2 separate regions of the Homo sapiens genome follow, and region 1 is linked to region 2. The links are chromatin contacts, found by Hi-C or POLR2A ChIA-PET in ENCODE. All regions are on one chromosome and are shown on one strand. Each heading gives the region's core, a stretch centred on a gene start or an enhancer-like site at or near the end of the contact. The rest is flanking DNA. Distances are from core to core; before and after follow the strand shown. Region 1 holds the start of PSMA4 (proteasome 20S subunit alpha 4). Region 2 holds the start of RCN2 (reticulocalbin 2).

Region 1 (5,969 bases), core at 341-2,840, 1.6 Mb after region 2:
ACTCATTCTTCTCTTGCCCTTTTTCTCAAGGAATCCCTCTCTTGACCTGAGAAATTCTACCTCTCACTTAAAAGTGACTGTTCACTGAATTCCGCAGAATGAACTAAGGTGGCAGGCAGGGGCCCTCAGAGATGCCATAAGTTACACCACCTGAGGATGCTTTCAGAGCACCACCTGCGTGTGGCTCTTTGCCATCTTGCCTTGGCTCACTTCCCTGTGTGCTTGGAAAGTAGAGACGATAGGCGAGACCTCAAAATGTAACTTACTTCCAAGCTATCTCCTTTTCAAAGCCCAGATCCCCCAATAATTTTGCAACCAACATGAAGAGGAGTTTCTGCCCAGTGGGCTGCTTTTTGGGAGAGACTGTGAGCAGATGACTTCATATTAACCCAGATCTAGTCAACCTTCTAGCCTGAAAAAACCTAAAATGCATAGTAGATAGTTTACATACGGACCGAGGCTGAATGAGCAAAAAGGTGGAGAGATGGATAATGAACACAGAAACAAGTATGACAATTTCAGTAAAGAAGATAAAATGGTGCGAGTATATGCTGACGGTAGGGTATTGCTTTAACTGTGCTGGTCAGGGAAATCCTTTCTGACTGGTGAAAAGCAGAGAAAGAGACCAAGGTGAAAATTCCCCCAAAAGTGTGAACCTGATCATAATTTTTTTTAATTTAATTTTTAGAGCCAGTGTCTTTCTCTGTCACCCAGGCTGGAGTGCAGTGGTGCGATCATAGCTCACTGCAGCCTCCAAACTCCTAGCCTCAAGCCATCCTCCTGCCTCAGCCTCCCAAAGCGGTGTAATTACAAGCATGAGTCACCATGCTCGACCCTCATCATAATTTTTTTTTTTTTGAGATGGAGTCTCAGGCTGGAGTGAAGTGGCGCACTCTCGGCTCACTGCAACCTCCGCCTCCCGAGTTCAAGCGATTCTCGTGCCTCAGCCTCCCAAGTAGCTGGGATTACAGGCGTGCACCACACACCCGGCTAATTTTTGTTAATTTTAGTAGAGACGGTTTCACCATGTTGGCCAAGCTGGTCTCGAACTCCCGACCTCAGGTGATCCACCCGCCTCGACCTCCCAAGGTGCTGGGATTACAGGCATGAGCCACCCGGCCTTCCTCATCATAATGTGTATGTCCAAAATGTATGCATCAGCAGTAAAAGTGAAAGCCAGAATGAAAAAGGAAGGTGATGAGAGGGGTAAAGTCTCATGTGGTTGGAACCATTTTGGGAAACAGGACAGGAATGATAGCAATTAAGAAGCCGGTCCACACTATTTGCTATCCTAGGTCTGAATAGTGAAGAGAAAATGAAAGGAGAGCGCCAAGGGTAAGAGAAAGAAATTAGCTATTCCACCTCCTGGTTGGCTACTGTCTTCCTGCCCTCTTCCCCATGGCACAGCAACTCCTCCACCTGCTGAGGACCCTAGCCTAAGCTGCAGCGCCCCAGAGCCTCAGCACCCCCGCGACCCAGCTCCCACGAGGGGCACGGGTTCTAGCTCCGCCCCGCAAGAAGGACTTCCGCGTCCTCGGCCGTCCCGCTCCCCCCGCCCCAACCCAGCGGTTCTGCGCATGCGCGGGGGCCATATTAGCAGCGGTTATTCGGTGAGCGGTGGTGGTTTATTCTTCCGTGGAGTTAAGGGCTCCGTGGACATCTCAGGTCTTCAGGGTCTTCCATCTGGTGAGCCTTTGGCCCCTTGGGGCCCGCGGAAGCTTGGCCGCTTTCCCATTGGGCGGGGGTCGTGAACGTCAAGACAGTCGGTCCCGGCCTGCAGTTGCCGCCGAGGAGCCGTGGGCACGATGACTCTGCACCGCCTCCTCTGTGACGGACCGACCGCCGGGAATGGCCCCCGCCGGCCGCCGTCGGGGGCTTCCCAGTGCCAAGCCTGGACGCCGGGGCCCGCGAGGGGGCGGGCTGAGGGTGGGGGTCTGTGGGCAGGACCGAGAGTTGGGGTGGCTTCCGTCCTCAGGAGTTCGGTACGTGAAAGTTAGCTCTCCCGGAGGTGCCGGTGAACTCAAAATAGTGCTGTGCCCGGCGTCAGGCGTGGAGACAACAGAAAGTTGTGCTTAAAGCTCGAATCAGAAATCCCCGGCGAGTGTCTCTGTGTCCTCCCTGCTTCTCTGCTCTGTGCCATCCTTACTTTGCACCATTCCTATTGCAATTACCTCAACCAGTTCGCTGCCCTCGGTCTCTCACCAGCCAGAGTGATCATTTAAAATGCCAATCAGTTCCTGTGGGCCTTGGGAATCATTCAGAGGAGCCCCATTGGCTGAGAGATAAAATTCTGTTTTTACCTGGGCACGCGGGCTCTCCAGGATTTGATTCCAGCTTACCTTTCCAGTCTTGATTCCCTATATTCCAGTATTTGGAAATGTGGGCCTTGGACTGAGGCTTTACCAAATAACGCTGAACACCTAGTATTGCCTTTTGCACGAATGGTACTGATGGTGCCCAAGATAACTGCCTCCACCCCCAAGTTCAGGACCCAGATCACTCTCTGGAGAAGGCCTCAGCCTCTTGCCTTGGCTTTCAAGGCTCTGCGTGATTTGGATACTCGCTTAGCTCTTATTTATATATATTTTAAAAGCATCAGCAGTTTATCTCATGCCCACTAAACTATCCTGCCTCCGTACCCTTTGTTCATACTTTCTGCTCTGTGTGGAATGCCCTTCTTTCTTCCCCTGTTCTTTCTCTTAGACCCAAGGGTTCTCAGCCTTATTTCTGCCTCTCCCATCTCTGATTTACTTTCATTTTCTGTATCGATTTCTCAAAAAATACTTTCTTGATTCTTTCATCATCCCTTTTCCCACCCTACCCCCGGTTCCTCTTTCCACATTATAATCTATGACTGCCTCTCTCACCTAACTGCCAGTATTAGCTTTTCAGGACAGGAACTGGTTTTACACATTTTGGTATTCCAGCATCTAGCATAATGCCTGACACTTAGCTGAATAAAGGGAGTAAATAAAACAGATTTGTAAAGTCAGCAAATGCTTTTTAATTTGTGAATCTTATTTTAATGATGATCTGATTTTCTTTTTACAGGAACTATATAAAGTTCAGAAAACATGGTGAGTTAATACACATGCCAATAAACGGTTGCCTGATAAACAGTATTGCTTGTACTCAGTTTACAGACTTGAGTGGGAAAATTGAAATAGAAGGAAAGCAGTGAGAAGGTGCCTTTTTTCTTGTCAGTTTCCTCTCACCTATTGAACTTTGTATACCAGGATAGGTTTTGTAAGATCATTTGTAGGCTTGCAGGAGTTGGCCTACTTTCAGTGGGTAGGAATCACTCATGTGTTTTTCCTTTGCAGTCTCGAAGATATGACTCCAGGACCACTATATTTTCTCCAGAAGGTAAAATAGAAATTGTTTAATCTGCCTCAAGTTTAAAAATAAATGTGTTAGACTTTTAGAAAAAAAAATTACAAACTTTTTTTGGTAGTTGCAAAGTTCATCCTTTTTGTACTTTGAAGCAATTATCATCACCAGGTTGATTATACCATAGAAGAGTGAAAGTGGAAATTTGTTTCTAGCTTGCTTCATTGCTGATTTCTTTTGGGCCAGTGGTGCAGGAGCACAGAGGAGAGTCTTGGCTTCTCACTGCTTTTGTTTTGTAGGTCGCTTATACCAAGTTGAATATGCCATGGAAGCTATTGGACATGCAGGCACCTGTTTGGGAATTTTAGCAAATGATGGTGTTTTGCTTGCAGCAGAGAGACGCAACATCCACAAGCTTCTTGATGAAGTCTTTTTTTCTGAAAAAATTTATAAACTCAATGAGTAAGTGAGATTTTAGGAAAGAGTTTAAAAAAAATCTCACTTTCTCACATAAGTGGGATCTATGTAATTTGGGAGGGCTCTTCCGTGCGATGTGGTAGAATTGAAATTGTGCCTTTATTTTGCTTGAAACCTCTTTGAGGCCTGGTACCATGTGTTACTCCTTTTAAGTGCAGGGCAAACACTTAGTGGAGAAACTAGCATTGTGTAATGATAAGAGTACAGACTTAGTAGTCACACAGATTTGGGTTCAACTCCAGGCTTCACCCATGCAGGCTATGTGACCTTGCACCGATTATTTAATTTCTTTGGGCCTCAGAGCCTCCTAAAGTGGTTGTGGCAGTTTAATGAAATAAAATGAATGAAATAAAATAGTATAGTATCTGGCATTTAGTAGGCCCTCAAAGTATTGTTTAGAATAGCTACGCAGGATTTTGTTGAATTACACTGAATCTTACTAAAGAACAAGCCTCTTAGAGGTCTCGAAGAATTTAGCCAAGCCTTGTACACTGTGTGAAATGTTTGTTATATTTGAGTGTGCAGAACTTTGCAGCTCATGGAGAGCTGACCGTGCTAAGTAGAGACTTTCCTTTCAGTGGTGGTGGGCTTGGTAAATGCTGATTATCAGGGCCTTTTGATAAACTTGTCCAAAGTGGTGTCACCCCTCCACAGAGCCTCTGTTGGGACCACTCAACAGCTGGCAGGCTTGGCTAGGCGTAGTCACAGGGCGAGTCTCAGCTATAAGAGAGCCAGGGCAGCCCTCAGGAAGTGGGCCCAAAAAAATGAAATGCACCTCTAGTAGGAGCCTAGCCCTGTACTTCCTAAGCAGGCTTGTAAACCCTCCTGCCATTGTCCCCTGTCACCTCTGTCAAGCCAGGCCTTAGGAAATGAATATTACTCAAGAGCAGTCTGTCTAGCAAAATCTTTTTTTTTTTTTTTTTTTTGAGACAGATTCTTGCTCTGTCACCCAGGCTGGAGTACGGTGACGCCATCTTGGCTCACTGCAGCTTCTGCCTCCTGGGCTCAAGTGATCCTCCCACCTCAGCCGCCCAAGTAGCTGGGACTATAGGTGCGCACCACCACACCCAGTTAGTTTTTGTATATTTTGTTGAGATGGGATTTTGCCGTATTGCCCAGGCTGTTCTTGATCTCCTGGGCTCAAGCCCTCCATCTACCTCGGCCTCCCAAAGTGCTGGGATTACAGGCGTGAGCCATTGTGGCAAGCCTGTCTTTTTATTCTTTGTTGCTGAATCTTCTTGAGATTACATTAGCTTCTTGGCGTTAATTTTGTTATCCTATTCATAGGTGGTAATGATAAATACATCTATTAAATAACTTAAAGGGTGCATTTGTTTATCTTTCATGTTGAGTGACATCGAGTAAACATCTCCTACAAAGATAAAACTTGTAGGTTTTTTCTGAAGGAAGTAGCTGTTGTGAAGCAAACATAGTGAATTTCTAATAGAAATTAGAATTTTTTAAATACTTATAAACACTCCTTGCAAGCATCTTCCCTGCTTACAGATCAATGTCTTTTTTTCTTCAAGGGACATGGCTTGCAGTGTGGCAGGCATAACTTCTGATGCTAATGTTCTGACTAATGAACTAAGGCTCATTGCTCAAAGGTATGGTCATAAATAGCATAACTGATGATACAGAAATTAGTTTTGATGTTTCTTTTTTTTTTTTTTGAGACAGAGTCTCACTCTGTCACCCAGGCTGGAGTGCAGTGGCACGATCTTGGCTCACTGCAACCTCCGCCTCCCGGGTTCAAGCGATTCTCCTGCCTCAGCCTCCCAAGTAGCTGACCACCACACCGGGTTAATTTTTGTATTTTTAGTAGAGACGGGGTTTCACTGTGTTAGCCAGGATGGTCTCGATTTCCTGACCTCGTGATCCGCCTGCCTTGGCCTCCCAAAGTGCTGGGATTACAGGCATTAGCCACTGCACCTGGCCTAGTTTTGATGTTTCTAAGGAGAGCTCACTTTTGCAAAGATTAAAGTCATTAAAAATCTTTGAATTGAAAATTACAGATTTTTTTCAACCAAACTTACAAAATATTATTTACTATGAGAATATTCAGATGTTGACTTGTTCCCTCCCCTTCAAATTACAAATGACTGTTAGGTTGTCCCCATGGCATAGATTGCTTTTCAGAGAATATTTTCCTTAGAGTCTGT
Region 2 (6,348 bases), core at 387-2,886:
AATTAAGATCCACTGAGATAACACAATCCTTTTCCTCCAGATGAAAGCAATAGACCCAGGGAGCGAAAACAGCCTGTTTAGGGGCTGAAGACAGAACCCAGCCTTCTGATACTGCTTACTCCACTGTCTCTTTAGATATCATTAAGTTCCCTTGGCCCCCAAAACTCCCATCTGTGGATCCCCTGAGTTTAGAAGAACTTCCACAGTACCTTGTAGCCTACCTTTTATAACTGGAGTCACGCCGGAAGCTGGTCAAAGTTTACCTTTTACTTATTGGAGAACAACAGGTACAAAGCAGAGTTTCTTATATTAAATTGGGACATTTTTCTCTTTTTTTCCTCAAAACCGAGAATGGAAGTGAAAATTAAAATCCAGCAATAAAGGGTTTTCTTTTTAGTTTAATGAAATCAACTCTAAAATTTGCTTTTATTTATATTCTGAAATTTAAAACTTTGTTCTTCGTTGATCTTTATAACATTGGAAAGATTGAACTTACACTTTGCTCTGTGAATCTTTCAATGGTTTGTGACCAAACCATAAATTTCAACCCGACCCAGGAAATTTCTGCGACTTGTGCCCACCCAGTTTTGCAGTTTGGAACAGAATTCTTGCTCCCAATCCAAATAGAGACTGAGAGAAATGAAAGAGGACCCAGAAAGCCTTTTCTTCTCTGTGAAAGGCCTGATCCTAAGTGGCGCAATCAATAAAGAAAAGGGTTCAAGGTGCAGCCTACAAATTTCTTAGAGTTTAATGTGTTCAGGTTGAGGTGGAGAAATTACATAAACCTGTGAATAGACATGGAATAGAAGCCATGTGTATATGCATTCTGTCCCTAAAGGTTTTGCTAGGTACTTACTAAGCTATTCCTTCTGTGCAATCATCTTTCGTTTTTCTACTTGTATGGATGAAAGCCTACCTTCACTGAACACTTCACCTTATGTGCCAGCTATTGTTCTAAACCCATTACATTATTTAATCTTCACGACAATTCTTTAAGGTAGTCTTATTACTATGCTCATTTTATAGATGAGCAAACAAGTTTTCAGGGGTCAAGAAATTTGAGCAAGTTCACATTAACTTGTAAATCACGAAATTGAGCATCAGATACAAGCATCTGGCTGCACTTCCTGAGTTTGTACGTCCTACTCTCATAAAATAGATACATTGAAGACTGAGAAAGAATACTGTTGGCCGATTCCTCAGGCAATAATTTTTTCGATATTGTATTGTTGTCTCAGAAACCTCCAGCCTCTCTCATTGATGGACGGTAGGAGGGGCACATGGAGTGGACCAGGAGTGGGCAGGAGTGGGGTGGGGGCGTGCTTTTAGAAGCGTTTCGGGGGAACGACAAGGCGCGGGTCGTAGAGGTCTACCCTCTCTGCAGTCCCAGCATGGCTCCTGGAGCTCTCTGGGCGGCCGCTGACCCCGACATCGCGGCGGCCCGCCCCCAGCGCCGCGCTGCCCAATCAGCGGCGCGGCCTGGTGCCCCGCCACTCCGCGCCGGCCATATAGGCCTCCTCCTGGCGCGCCTCCGCACCGCATTGGTGGACCGGCCCCCAGCCCGTCCATGGGCGTTGTGGCCGCCACCGCAGGTTCCGCCTCCCGTTCCCTCCGCCCTCAACGTACGTCGCACCGCCTCTCTGTAGCCGCCCGCGGAGCATCGCAGCCGGCCCGGGCCCCCGCCAGCCTCCCTCCTCGCGTCCCTCGGTGTCCTCCGCGGGCCGGCGCGATGCGGCTGGGCCCGAGGACCGCGGCGTTGGGGCTGCTGCTGCTGTGCGCCGCCGCGGCCGGCGCCGGCAAGGCCGAGGAGCTGCACTACCCGCTGGGCGAGCGCCGCAGCGACTACGACCGCGAGGCGCTGCTGGGCGTCCAGGTGAGGCGGCCAGGCCGGTGCTGGGAGGGCCGGGCCTCGCACCGCGGCTGCCGCGGGCTTTGTCCCGGGACAAAGGGGGGCGGCCGGGCGAGGCCTGGCAGGGGCGGCCTGACAATGGGGGCCGGGCGGCGCGGCACTCGCTCTCTGGGGGTCCTGGGGCCTGGAAAGCCTGAGGAGATAGCACGGCCCAAGAGCTGGATCCCTTCTACCCCTCAGATCATGGAGGGTGTGTAGGGGGTAGGGGCCTTGAAGTGCAGGTGCGGGTCACCCCGAAACCCTTTGGCAAGGGGGTCTTCTAGTAGCCCTGTTTTTCTCCACCATTTTGCCCCACTGATAGTAATGCTTGGCCCTCCTGTGTGTCGCTTCCCCCTAAAGGAAGATGTGGATGAATATGTTAAACTCGGCCACGAAGAGCAGCAAAAAAGACTGCAGGCGATCATAAAGAAAATCGACTTGGACTCAGATGGCTTTCTCACTGAAAGTAAGGACTGCCCTACACGACTAACAATGGAGACAAACACAAATATGTTAAGCAGCGGTGTCTGCTGAATGTATAGATTGCTAGTGTCCCAAGTTGGAAGTCCTGTGAGAAGGAGAAAAGGACATGGAGAATAGGCTTTATACTTACAAATCTTTAGACACTGAGAACCAAGTAAAACTCGGTGCTTTCTCCAGTTATATATAAACATCATTGACCCTGTACTCTATGTGGAAGTCACACCTTGAGACACCCTCTTTCTCACGTGACTTTTGTTAGTGTCAACAATATGATTTATTTTAGAGAAATATGCCCCAAAACTTTAAGGCAGTAAATGATTTATCGCTCTTTTGATATATGCTTCATTTAAATTTTAGGAATTTGCTTCTTTTTTTAAGCAAGTAGAAAAAGACCTGTTGCCTGTGAATTACGTTTATTATAACATTATACCAAAATGTTAGAGCTGGTAGGGGCCTTGGGATCATCTTGTCCACATCACTTTGTAGAGATGAAGAAATGAAGCACAGGGATAAGTGCCTTCTACAAATAAGTGGCAAAGCTGGACTAGAATCCAGGTATCCTGCTCTTAATTCAGGTTTTAATATCCTTCAGTTAAAAAAAAAAATCTGATGCTCTCAGGTAAATTCTCTAGTCAGAAATGAAATGCACAGACTATTAAAAGAATGTTCTAAATAAATTGCTGTGCAGTTGTCTCTCCCCATTGTTCAATTCAAATGATGTTCCCTGTCAGCGTTCCAAGTGGGTCCTCAGAAAAATTCAGGTTGTTATTGTGACTCTTAAGTTAGCTGTTTTTCTGTAACTCTCATTTAAATGCTGTTCACCATCAAGGAATTAAGTTGCTGGAGACAATTAAAAACTGGTAAATTTAAGATGTGCTGTCAATGACATATTCACATTGGAACCCTCTGGAAGATTAAGGGCTTTTTTCTTCCACTTAGTTAGACAATAATAACAAGACCTTTGGTCTCTGATTATCCAATCTAAGAATAAGTCAATCTTTGGTTATACTAGAGTAATCAAAGAACACAACACGTTGATTTGGAAGACTGCGTGGTACCTATCTGTCAAGACCTAGATATGTTCAAATATTTAATAGTAAGGTTTTAAGAAGTTTAAACTTAGAAAAGTTTTAGTCCAAATATTCATTATACAGATGAGAAGAAAAGCTTGAGATGGTAAACTACCCCCTGATGGCAAAGCTGAAGTGTGAACCCACATTTCTGATCCCTGTTCCATTCTGTTTTCTTCTATGCCATGGTGATCTCTTTAAATAAACTAGAAGAAAGATTCATGGTGCTTACGAAAGCCTTCATTCTACTTGAGGACCCTTAAGATAATTTTGGCAATTTGCTCTTTGAGGGCCAGGTCTGGAATCAGATGTTAAGAGGTAGCAAAACTCAGTAGGAGTTGGCTTTGAAGCCAGACAGGTTTGAATCTGGACTCTGCTATTTACTAGTTGTGAAGGCTTGGACTTTTCTGAACCTCAGTTTCCTCACCTGTATAATAGTGATGATTATAATTGCATTGTTTTGAAGATTAGAGGCAACATGTACAGAGGAACCTGATAAATGGTATACTCATGCTGTCCTCACAAATATTCGTGTTCGTCCCTCCCTTTGTTTCCTTTAACGTAGTTTAGTAAATATTTTTATGAATAGTTTTTTGTTTTTTTTTTTGAGGCAGAGTCTCGCTCTTGTCACCCATGTTGGCGTGCAGTAGTGTGATCTTGGCTCACTACAGCCTCTGCCACCCAGGTTCAAGTGATTCTTCTGTCTCAGCCTCCCAAGTAGCTGGGATTACAGGCACTGGCCACCATGCCCGGCTAATTTTTGTATTTTTAGTAGAGACGGGGTTTTACCCGAGACCAGGCTGGTCTCGAAATCCTGACCTTAGGTGATCCGCCTGCCTCAGCCTCCCAAAGTGCTGGGATTACAGGCGTGAGCCACTGAGCCCAGCCAAATAGATTTTTTAAAAGTTGATTGAAAAGTGAACATTTGAATTTTAGAAACTTTCCCATGCCTTCAGGTACCAAGTTAAGACAGATAGCTGTTGCAGGAAGGGCATAAATTGCTACCCATAACTTCGTTAAAATTTACTCCAGATGTTTTAACAACATATTTAAAGGTAATATACTGAAGCAGTATTCTCAGTCACTTGAATACCTTTTCAGAATTTAGGCCATATCTACTTAACCATCTATTATTTTCTTACTATAGTTTTAATTCAACTCACATAAAATTTATTTTAAAGGAAGACTTTATGTCACCTTCATAAATAAAAAACACTGTTTTTTCTCATACATACTAAAATAAATAGCTATCAAAATATTTATGCTTCCTGAGAGATCTGTGGTAGTTAGCAAAGGTTTTCTGCAAGATTTTGGATAACATTTTTTTTAAAAGTAAAGTGCTATTTTGGCCAGTTGGTAATTCATTCAACAAATACTTACAGAGCCAGGAACTTTCCAGGCATTTGATGTACATCAGTGAACAGAACATACCCAAACTTTTATGGAGCTTACATTATATTTAGATCATATGTTATAGTATGGAAGCTCCGGCCAGGCATGGTGGCTCACGCCTGTAATCCCAGCAGTTTGGGAGGCCGAGGCAGGTGGATCACGAGGTCAGGAGTTAGAGACCAGCCTGGCCAACATGGTGAAACCCCGTCTCTACTAAAAATACAAAAAATTAGCCGGGTGTGGTGGCACATGCCTGTAGTTCCAACTACTCAGGAGGCTGAGGCAGGAGAATCGTTTGAACCGGGAGGCAGAGGTTGCAGTGAGCTGAGATCGCACCACTGCACACTCCAGCATGGGTGAAAGAGCGAGACTCCATCTCAAAAAAAAATAATTAAAAGCTTCATGAGCTCTTCTAAACAGCCTTTCCCACTTCCTACCCCATTTCTATTAATACAACTAGGCCAATTCTCAGTATTTGCAAACATCAAAGATTTTGCCTTTTCAGAGAAGGTTTGGAAATCCTTACTCTTAAGTATCAGAATTAACGTCACATGCGTTGTGTTCTGGGAAATTCTCATAGGTGAACTCAGTTCATGGATTCAGATGTCTTTTAAGCATTATGCTATGCAAGAAGCAAAACAACAGTTTGTTGAATATGATAAAAACAGTGATGATACTGTGACTTGGGATGAATATAACATTCAGATGTATGATCGTGTGATTGACTTTGATGAGAACACTGCTCTGGATGATGCAGAAGAGGAGTCCTTTAGGAAGGTGAGTTCATGTGCACAAGCTGTTTCTTTTGATCATGTCAGTTCACTTTACCTTCCTGCATGAATGAGCACATTGAGGGCCTGAGGTCATAAGCTGGATTGTCTTGTTCTCTAGGAAATCACCTGTTCCACTTCAGCAGTCATTTTGATGGTTTCCTTTCTGGCCAGATTTAGGACTCTTATTCTAAATTACCTACATGATCCTTCTATCTGTTTTTCTCGGCTGCATCATTTAATTGTCCTCATTTCCAGAGTTGCTTTTTAAATGTGTTTTGAATGAGTATCTCAATATTTTAATATCATTGAATAATCAGTTTTATCTTTATTAAGAAGGCCATTATGGCCCATTCCCATTTTTAAACACATAGTTTTATATACTCACTTAAAAAAACTGCGGTTTCCACATCTGTGGATTCAAACAACTGAGAATCGTAAGTATCCAAAAAAGTAAGTATTAAAAAAAAAAAAACTGTGTCTCTATTCAACATATACAGAACTTTTTTCTCTTGATTATTCCTTAATATAGTATAACAATGATTTATTTCTCATTTAAGTTGTAATTTATATTATAAGTAATCTAGAGATGATTTAAAGCAGAGGTCCCCAACCTTTTTGGCACCAGGGACCAGTTTCATGGAAGACAATTTTTCCACGGGACAGTGTGTGGCGGGGGGGTGGGGAATGGTTTTAGGATGAAATTGTTCCACCTCAGATCAGCAGGCATTAGGTTCTCCTAAGG

What was found. Hi-C counts contacts between places; a loop is a spot of excess contacts on that map. ChIA-PET counts read pairs that join two places held with the same protein, here RNA polymerase II (POLR2A). Pooled maps may share reads with other maps.
Region 1: a loop to region 2 is called in a pooled map, with 5 times the contacts of the local background. The contact joins the promoter of PSMA4 here to the promoter of RCN2 in region 2. A Hi-C loop is called at or near these places in 3 of 50 pooled maps. POLR2A ChIA-PET finds 5 or more read pairs at or near these places in 2 of 52 experiments (MCF 10A and activated T-cell).

What each region holds. Positions count from the first base shown.
Region 1 is chr15:78,538,854-78,544,822 of GRCh38, forward strand. It overlaps PSMA4 (proteasome 20S subunit alpha 4), which reads left to right and starts at 1,591. Exons shown (of 9, transcript NM_002789.6): 1 at 1,591-1,686; 2 at 3,052-3,077; 3 at 3,324-3,366; 4 at 3,630-3,792; 5 at 5,337-5,414. The coding sequence starts at 3,075. RefSeq lists enhancers at 1,629-1,738, 1,847-2,739 and a silencer at 1,819-2,088.
Region 2 is chr15:76,930,113-76,936,460 of GRCh38, forward strand. RCN2 (reticulocalbin 2) reads left to right here and starts at 1,637. Exons shown (of 7, transcript NM_002902.3): 1 at 1,637-1,873; 2 at 2,249-2,354; 3 at 5,414-5,610. The coding sequence starts at 1,730. RefSeq lists a silencer at 1,330-2,079.